Regions from separate parts of the Homo sapiens genome. Here region 2 is linked to region 1. A link is an interaction called in ENCODE POLR2A ChIA-PET data of the cell type or tissue named here. Cell type or tissue: PC-3. All regions are shown on one strand. Region 1 has its middle 40 kb from the start of ZAP70. Region 2 overlaps CNGA3 (cyclic nucleotide gated channel subunit alpha 3).

Region 1 (5,000 bases):
TAACCACTCTGAATATACATGAGTGTGTGGCAGACCAATATAAGCCTGACATGGGCTAATAAGATGTAGTGTCCCACTGAAGCACAGATCGTATGGGGAGCATATTATTATAATAGCAATAAATTTCGTGTCTTTGTGTGCCTTTTGTACAGAAGCTGTAGATCACGTAGAGGCGGGTGTGTTTTGGATATACTGTATAGTTCATATTTATGTTGAGATAAAGCTGGAAATAAAATGTAATCATGTAGAATCTAAGATGGGATGAAGCTTCAAACTGTATACAGTGGCATGTTATGAATTCATAAGAAGCAACATGGGACCTAGAGGTGGTTGATCGTATAATGCTAATGGTAATTTCTTAAGATGTAGAATTTTGGAGGTTTCTGAGAGGTATGCTATTTTTAAAAAAATTCCATTAGTTCTGTTTTTCTAGAGGACTGGAGAAAACAAGGACAGTGAAATCTCTGGATTAAAGGCACAACTTCAGTGTTTCTTAATAACAGTATGTCTTAGTCCCTTTGTGTTGCTGTAAAGGAACACCTGAGGCTGAGTAATGTGTGAAGAGGTTTATTTGGCTCAGGGTTCTGCAGGCTGTAGAGGCAGCAGCATTGGCTTCTGCTGAGGGCCTTGGGCTGGGTGCACTCCTGGTGGAGGTGAAGGAGAGCCCCGTGCAGACCACACGGTGAGAAAGGGAGGAAGAGGGAGGTGGGGGAAGGTGCCAAGCTCTTTTCAACAACTAGTTCTTGTGGGCACTAAGGGTGAGCACTTAGTCCCATGAGAATGGCACCAAGCCATTCACGAGGGCTCCATCCCCTCCACCAAGCCCCACCTTCCACACTGGGGATCATATTTCAACAAGAGACTCAGCAGGGCCAAACAAACCACAGCATTGGTCTGGAAAAAGGAGTATCTCTGTCATTAGAAGTAAGTGGGGATTTTCCAGGTTGGAAAACAAAATCAAGCACTTTTTGTCACTCTGGCAGGGAAATTTTCAATCCACAGTGAATATAAACAAACAATAACCAGAATGTATTTATAATCCACGGCAGAAGGCATTTGTATGGAGTCTACTTGGAGGGGTCTGAAGGGCCTTCAAGCTCTCCAGTTCCTGCTCACGTCTACATTTAAATGTTTTATCAGGATTTCATTCACAGGGGGATGTTTTGTAACCATTATTGGCAATACCTCTAAAATTACCTGGCTTAATTAATATTGTTGCCAATTTATTTTTACAGCTATCTAATTATGGGTAACATCATGAAGAATTTTTGTTAGATTCCACTATCACCTTTTTTCATGACATCAGCTGGCCCTCCTAAGATGTAAAAGGCATCAGAACTTTCCCCATTTTCTTTTTTCAAACCAGGGGCTTGTTCTGACACTAATAGCAGCCTCTGAATTTCTCAAGACCGGTGAGATCACAGGAGTGTTTCTATAGGCTGATCTTGTTTCTTTAGCACAGTGGTCAGCCCAAACACTGCCATTAGGATCTGAGTCTTTGTATTTGAATGACCTTTTACTATTACTATAGCTAAGATAGCAAAGCATCTAAAATGTCTTTGTTATCCAACTTCTACAGGCATTTGTCAGGGTTAGAAGCCTGTTCCTAAAGCATTCAAATTTTGTGGACTAGCCCCAATCACATTTATTTATACTATCAATATAAACATTTGTTCTTTTATTTTTTCCAACCTGCCCATGTGGGAGCAAATGTTTTAGTCATCTGTGATGACCTAATTTCTGGGATTGGTCTATATTTTAAGGGTGAATTTAACTCTGTGGTAGCATTTTGAAATAGGAACAAGTAAAATTAGGACAAGGCTACTCAAAGGCATCTCTAACAAAATTACTAAAGCGTATTTTTTACATTGAGAGTTAATAATTTGGTGACAAAAAGGAATCTTTCTTCAAATTTAGCATAACTAAATCACTTTACTTGTGTGAAAATAATTCAAAATCAAAGCTGTTGAAATTTTATTTAGAGCCTTAAAGGAATGTGATGATGAGGCCTGAGTCATGCAACAGGCACCTATAACCTGTTTCTCTGATCATAGACTATCCTTTTTCTTTACCTACACTGTTTTGTAAAATGTTATAAAAAACTCATGGGCAGCAGGGAAGACCCCTTTCCTCCTAACTGTTGATCGTCATTATAATTTCCCTCTTTCTTCTCTTACACAAGGACCTCACAACTACTATACTCTCTAAATCACAATGTTAAATATAGTCTTTTCAATTGGAAAGAAAAAACATCAAGCTGTAACTAATCAAATTGCTGTAGCTCATAAGCCAGACTCATATGGAAAATGCCGTGATTCCACTAAATGTGTTTTCTGCCTGTATAAAAGAGACCTTAACCTTTTAGCTCCGGAACACTGACCCCTTTCCTTTGGAGTCTGTGTTTCCCGGATGGCTAAAACAGTCTTTTAAATGAGATTCTGATCCTTTACATTATTTCAGGTTGTCATGAAAAATCCAAATTCTAATTTCACTCCTTTGATACACAGTTTAGGTAAAAAAACATTTAAAAAAGATTATACCTTTGTTTATACGTATTTATATAAACATATAAGATACCTGGGCATAGCAGCTCATGTTTGTAATCCCAGCACTTTGGGAGGCTGACGCAGGAGGATCGCTTGCGCTCAGGAGTTTGAGACCAGAGGGGGCAACGAAGCAAGACCTCATCCCTATAAAAAACAAAAAATAAAAAAATAAAAAAAAATTAGCCAGATGTGGTGGTCCGTGTCTTTTGTCCCAGCTACCTGGGAGACTGAGGTGGGAGAGCTGCTTGGGCCTGGAAGTTCAGGGCTGCAGTGAGCCTATGATTGTGCCACTGCACTTCAGCCTGGGCGACAGAGCAAGACCCAGTCTCAAAATAAATAAAGACATCCACTATCATTTCATGTAAATATAATTATATACAACCTGTAATTTTAAATTCAACCTTGGCCTAGTACAAAGCGACTATCATGCCAACAAGTGTTCACTGTAAACAGACTGAGTTGTGTCAGATCTTCAGATTTGGTGGGTATGTTGCCACTCAAATACCTACCCTTAGAGTAATTATTTGGAAAGCACAAGTAACAGAAGAGACCCTTGTTTGTATCTTCTCCCAAGTACACAGTGTTTCTCTCAAGCCTGCTGGCGAGGCTCATGGGGTGAAATTAGAACTTAAAAAAGGAGTTTGGTCGGGGGGGGTCTCAGGCGATTGTTCTGATGAAGCAAGTTTAGAATCAATTCCTGAGATACTCTTTCTGAGGAAAAGTCTGCCAATACAGTTTTTTTCTTATCTTTTTTTTTGAGATGGAGTCTTGCTCTGTCTGTCTCCAGGCTGGAGTGCAGTGGTATGATCTTGGCTCACTGCAACCTCCACCTCCCAGGTTCAAGTAATTCTCCTGCCTCAGCCTCCTGAGTAGCTGGGATTACAGATGCACAGCACCACCCCCAGCTAATTTTTGTATTTTTAGTAGAGACGGGATTTCACCATGTTGGCCAGGGTAGTCTAGAACACCTGACCTCAGTTGATCCGCCCACCTCGGCCTCCCAAGGTGCTGGGACTACAGGTGTGAGCCCCAGCGCCTGGCCCAGTTTTTCTTTGGTTTAAGTGAGGGTTTATATGAAGCTCACCTGTATGTAGAGCTTTACACGTCATTATCTGCTTTGGTGTAGAAAGAGAATCCCAAGACTTGAATTTGTCCTGATCGTGCAAGTGCACGTAGGAAACCCTGCTGCTAACATTGTACAAGGCCTGATGTCAGCCTACACACCATAGCTCTGGTTGCACAGGAAATCTGGTGTCCCCGAGGGACAAATCACAAGTTGTCAAAACAATGAGACTTGTTCTGTGAGCTTTGGTATAAAGCAGAGAAAAGGTCAGGTTCACAATCACGCCAAATAACATTTTGACTAAATCACTCCCACCTTCATGGGGATAGTTTTGATTTCATGATGTAACTAGCCTCCAACAGAACATTTATGTTACCTAGCAAAGCCTGGCTTTAACACAGACTGGAAACAAGACAATGAGAAAAGCAAGTTGGAACAGGCAAGATTAAACCAACCGATGCGTTGTGGCGTACCGAGACTCGCCTCGTGTCTGTGTGAACTCAACAGGGACCATGGAGGAGCTGAAAGTCTTAAAATTGGAAAAGGGTCAACACACTTCTAGTTAAAAGAAAAAAAATAAAATTTAGATGTGTAGTCTTTACTACTGCACCTTACAGGCTTGGCTAAGTCATTTCCAGTCTGCACCAAGGCTCCGTTTCCAGCAGCCCCAGCTGGTATTTCTACATGGCACCCTGTGTGACTGCCACCTGTGGCTCCATTCCTCAGTAGCACACAGGTTGCTTTCCATCCAGCCTGGCTTTGGGGTATAGCTGTATTAGCAGGTAAACTGCTAAAGCATTTTAATACCAGTGGGTAAATAGCTGTTTCTAGTACCCCCAGCCCCTGTGCCATAGCCCAAGGCATCCCCCCTTGTCTCCAAGCCATCATTTAGAAATGAAAGGGCCAAAGGGGCACTGCATGCTGTGTTGCTGCTGGTAAGCTCCCACAGGTGGCCCCCAGAGCCCTCCCCCAGGCTGCCCGAGTCCCTGCTGTCTTCCCTCTGTGCCCCTGCTGTCTTCCCTCTGTGCCCCGCTTCTCTCCTTTTCTGTCTTCCTCTCACCATACAACTTCCTCAGACTGAAGGCTGGTAAAGGTTGGCCAGTGTTAGAACATGCAGTGGTGAGTTGGACACAGACTGTTCCTGAGAATGGTGACTGTGACCAGAAGGAAGGCAGCACAGTGGGTGCCATGTGAATCTGCGGTCAGCCTGACCTGGGGCCTCTGAGCCAGCACTGCCCAGCCAGGTTCCTCAAGTATAATGGAGTAACCCAACATATCCCAAAGTGTTAGCCAGGTACCTGACAGAGTCAGTATTCAATAAATGGTAGCAATTACTGCTTTTTATGAGGCCTTTTAGGATAGTGGCAGAGGGAAAACGCTTACTGGATGAA
Region 2 (5,000 bases), 620 kb after region 1:
CACATGTGGCCAATAGCAGTGGGTTCCAATCATTCAAGTTCCTCAGGGCTTAAGAAGAGGAAATTAAAGTGTCGTATTCCCCAGCCTTGTGCTGAAAGGTCACCTCTGTTTACTCTCATGTCCCCAAAACTATCTTGCTGGAAAACATCAGATGCTTCACCAAGTGCAAAGTTAATTTCCAGTTCCAGTTCTCATGGGAGCCCCTGTCCTCGCCCAGTCACAAGAAACCTTCACCTTACCAACGTTAATTCCTCTGTGCAAATAAACGTAGAACTTGAGCATTACAAGGTGAAAATTATGTTGTCTTTCAAAGCAGTCTCTCCATTCTACTAGTTGTTCTTGTTCTTGCCAACTACCAACATCAGGGGGGCCTCTTCCTTGGAAGGCATCGACCCCACATGGGATCTTAGAATAGCAGCCCACACGTGGGAGGGAAGCTCCAGGGTTGTCCTGGCCTGGTCTGTTCATTTTACAGAGACTGAGGTCCTGTAAAGCCATTGCCCCAGGCCCTTCCACCAGCCACAGGCAGAACAGAGCCTGGCCCCACGACTCTCATTTTCCATTCCTGCATTAGTCGCCAAAAGCATCTCCTTTTTTTCGGTACCTGTGTGTCCTTGGGGACTCCAAATGTCACCTCAGACATCAGTTCCTCTCCTCTCTTCCCACCTCCCCTCCATCTGCCTGGTAAAATCAGTTTCTGGGAGAAGTAATTAATGAAGTTTACTATGTAAACACCCCCAGGCATTTAATATGGGTAAAGCTCTGGAGCTAAAAGAAAGACATTGATCTAATGGAATTTCAGGCATTGAGAAGGAAGTGGGGCAACGCATAGGGAAAAAATGGGCCCCCCCATCAGGCCCCTGGAACTTGCATCATGTAAGGATCTCCCTGTTCTTCACGGCCAGTTGTGCCTTTCTGGTAACTGAAATCCACATGAAATTGCCAACTTTTGCTTTATTTGCTTTGTGAAGATCAGGAAACTTAAGCCCAGAGAGGGTAAGTGACCAGCCCACAGAATACTCAGCCTGCAGGTGCTGGAGCAGGGACTCAAACCAGGACCTGCCACCTTTCCACTCTGCCTCCTCCCCCTGAGTGGGCATCATAGATCCCGCCCATATGCAACAGCTCTCGCTGCTGCTGGTTGCAGGCCTGCTTTGCAATCCTGGGTGGGTTTTGCCTTCCTCACCCACTCACCAGCTCTGATGTTATCTAATTCATTTGCCGCGAATGCAAATAAATCTGGTCTCAGGATGTGCCCTCATGCAATTAGCAGGAACCAGACTACGCTAAAACGCTGGGCCGACTGCTTGGTGCCTAGAGCTCCCTGAGGAGCTGCTGGTGGCGGCAGAACACCTCCATCCTTGGGATTGCCTCCAGATCTTCCAGGCACACAGGCTGTGACAGGGCCCCCGCCCAGCTGTCAGCTGCCATCACCACCACCCCCATGCCAGCTTCTCGAATCCAAGGACCTCTGCCACCTCCTCCTGCAACCAACCTAGGTGCATTGGAACATGCATCCTGCCTTTATAGTATACAGAATATGAAGCGGGCAAGGGAATTGTAGCTTCTGGACTGCAGCAGGGTCTCTGACAGGGTCTTTTATGTGTACACAAATGAGATGAGAGTGGGTTTCTTATGAGTATAAGGGGAGAATTCAATCAGGTGGTTTGAAAATAAAGAGCCATGCCTATGGTACAGCCATATGGATTACAGCAATGTCTCTAGTGGCATGCCACAGGGCTCAGTCCTCAGCCATCCTATTAATTTCCTTTTCATCTGTGCCATATATGAAAATACAGGGCAGCTTCATGGAGTGGATGACAGCAAGTTTTGAAATGGGATGGAATAACATTGGAATCTCGGCTGTACCACCTGGCTATGGGATCTCGGTGAAGTTGCTTAACCTTTCTGAACTCCCATTTCCTCTCTTACAGGGTTGTTGTGTGGATGAAATGATAAAATGTATGTGGCTGGCATACAGAAAAGAGCCACTGAATGGCATGTGGTTTGTGTATTTTGTTTGTGAGTAGGATGGTGTTGGGAGGAAAGGTGAGTGTGTTCTCTGCATACCAATGCTTCCAAAACATCGAGTTACTCAGATCAGTGGGAAGGTCCAATACTTAATTCCAAAAAAAATCAATTGCGCATACACAAGCCGGGGTCCTCTGGCTGGCAGCAGCCTGTGTTACAGGACTGCTTTGGGTTTTCGCTGACTGTAGCTGGTGACCATCAAAAACCACCAGAAACACACAAAGCAATAAAGTCTTCCCAGAGTCTGCCCAGTCAAGCAAGACCCCAGGAACTTGCTCACAGGAGAAGGACCATGACAAGGAAGAGACTTGACCCCAAGGAGGAATTGCTGGGTGAGCTGGGGGTTCTGGCCTGGAAACCCAGAAGTCACACAGGTCCTGGTCATGGAAGGTAGAAGACGAAGCTACCTGACTCCCGGTGGTTCCAGCAGAAAACAGCCTCAATGTGGGGAGGCTGAGAGAGGGAAGAATCTGTGGGCAGGTGGCGCAGTCAAGAGACAGCCCAGGCAGACCGGGGCATGGGAGTGAGCTCCCTGTTGCTGGAAAAGGCAGGGAGGAATCTGTAGAAGAGGAGAAGCAAGCAGCAGCCTGGCCACCGTGATGCAAGGACTCTGACTTCTAATCAATCACCAGGGAGAGACTGAAGCTTTTCCCTGGTATTAATTCTTGCCTCCTTGTTAAGAAGGCTAATTGGGTTGGAACAGGTCATGTGATAGAATTAATTTGTCTTGCCTGGGCTCCTCAAGACTCATAGACTGAAGTGCAAATCCCTAGAGGCTAATGCCTGGCTGGCTTTTAATCAGGCTGATCAAACTTCAGCCCCAGGAGGTTTAAAAGAAAGGAAAATATTCCCAGACGCATTCCTAGTCTTATTCCAGGCAATTCAACCAGACTCTGCTGGTGTGACTGGTGGTTGTATGGAGTTACGGGCACCTGTCCTTTCTGGGGTCACACTTTCCACAATGGGTTGCACAAGGGGAGTCACCACACCTTACCTCTGCCTTGCAGGAGAGAGAGCCTAGAGTTTGGCAAAAGGGACGAGGGGAAGTGGAGTCTCATTTGAAAGCACTGTACAAATTATTTGAACTGCATGTGGAGAGCTAGGCCAGTTCTGTGCAATATTCCAGGGCCTCCGTGTTAACCAGCGGGTTCCCAGGAAGCCTGCCAGACAAGCCCACAAACAGCTGCCCAGGCAGTGTGGCTGCAGCACACGCAGTGGGAAGGGAGGCTCAGAAAGACCCCTAAGGAGCGGGTATTCAATCTAGCCTCAGAAGATGAAATTCAGTAGGCGAGAAGTGTTGGAACCAAAATCCTCGTTCTGGAGTCATTTTATGGAAGCAGCTGCTTTGGCTTGAAATGGCAAGCCCCGGGACCTCTCCCCACCCAGTGCTTTGATGAGGGCCAGGCCAGCATGTACTGCCACCTTCCCGTCCTTTCACCTAGCCCTGGACAGTAGCTACCTTCCTTGCTGTAAAGGAAAGGCCACGTTTATACCAAAATCCAGAATCTATCTGCAGGAGGCAAAGGGAAGTGGGGAGCCCCTGGGATGAGGATCTGTGAGGGTGGCTTTCCCTGCTAAGCAGAACATCTGACTGTCTCACTCCTGGCTGTGTCCAGGAGGTAGATGGGCTTGAAATCAATTCTGCTTGCTGCATATCTGATTTCCTAGAGCCCACTCGTCAAGTGAGGAGACATCGTCAGTGCTGCAGCCGGGGATCGCCATGGAGACCAGAGGACTGGCTGACTCCGGGCAGGGCTCCTTCACCGGCCAGGGGATCGCCAGGTAACTGACCAGCCTCAGTCCCTACCTTGGCCTGGGGGACACTGTTGCAGAAAGAAGGTAGTGACCTCTCAGGAAAAAGTGCTAGATGGGGGTGGAGTTGAAGATTTGGAAAAGAAAGGGTCAGGAGCAGAGCAGCCTGAAAACTATCAGTGAGTAATTTCCTCTTGGGTCAGATGTTCTGAGCTCAGAAAAGTCTAAGGAAAACTGCCTTTATCTGAAATTGCTTAATAAAAGCTGACATTGAGGTACTTGCTCAGGTTTGGAAGAATTCAGAAAAAAAGCCAACCGGAGAAGGTGGTAAGAGCAGCCAGCCGTGGGAGACCTTTGATTGGGTGGACACAGTGGTGTGCTGAGGATGGTGGTGATGAGTCTGAAATGGCTCTGGCAGGGTCTCCCGGGTGCTCGTCTGGACCCCAGGGCAGGTAGGTGTCCTTGCAAAAGCATTTGTTTGCAAGATTAGTGAGACTCCAAGCTCTGCTTCCCCCTGATGACATCCGTACTCCAGCTTCAACAGCTGCTCCATCCTGAGGAAGTCATTTCACCTTTTCAAATCTCATCTAGAAATGCATCTAACAGTGCCTACCCCACAGGTGGCTTGAAAGCTGCTTCAGAGCCAAGCACCGACTCACGGCAGGTGCTCAACAAACACCAGGCTCATTATTTCCTTCCACCACGTGGTTTTTTCCAATGCCAGAGTCTTACATAGTCACATGTTCTAAACTTTTTACTTAAGATTATCACAAAAGAAATTCACATATCTATTTATTCTTCATGCTTTTCATTATGAAGGATGCTACTCCACCATTGTTTATTTAACTAGTCCATTGTAGCTGGGCATGTAAGTGATGTTCAGTGTTTGCATTTTACTAATAAAGAGCTGTCTTAAGGTTCTTTGATGATAAAGGAAGAAAGAGAACACCTTTAAATCAGCTCTGTAGGGCTGATACAGGGTGTGTTGTAAGCTTGCAACACAAGCTATCTCAGGGAAACAGAGCCAGTGGGGCTCGCAGGAGGGGACCTGGGGAGGTAGTCACCTTCCCCCTCCCATTTTCTCATGGAGTTTCATGGTCTTTGTGCTTCTTTCTGCATGTCCCCTCCATTCTGGCTCTCTCTGTTCCAATATCAGCTGGCACAAGGCTGAAAACAGCCTTTGCCATGTGACCATGAGTTGAAACACCCAACCCTGT

The links. Peaks named below come from ENCODE experiments on the same cell type or tissue, not always from the same donor. Only the 100,000 strongest peaks of a DNase experiment are listed, where the experiment ranks them.
Region 2: POLR2A ChIA-PET joins it to region 1 with 6 read pairs; 2 of 35 experiments call an interaction of 5 or more read pairs at or near these places.

Annotation. Positions count from the first base shown.
Region 1 is chr2:97,751,115-97,756,114 of GRCh38, forward strand. It overlaps a transcript of ZAP70 not described here. Among named protein-coding and RNA genes, the nearest start is that of ZAP70, 40 kb to the left of the region's middle. In PC-3, no CTCF peak of the experiment used is centred here; no DNase peak of the experiment used is centred here; H3K4me3 peaks cover 475 bases; H3K27ac peaks cover 478 bases.
Region 2 is chr2:98,373,988-98,378,987 of GRCh38, forward strand. It overlaps CNGA3 (cyclic nucleotide gated channel subunit alpha 3), which reads left to right. Exons shown (of 8, transcript NM_001298.3): 3 at 3,700-3,813. Among named protein-coding and RNA genes, the nearest start is that of CNGA3, 30 kb to the left of the region's middle. RefSeq lists enhancers at 3,533-4,300, 4,959-5,000. In PC-3, no CTCF peak of the experiment used is centred here; no DNase peak of the experiment used is centred here.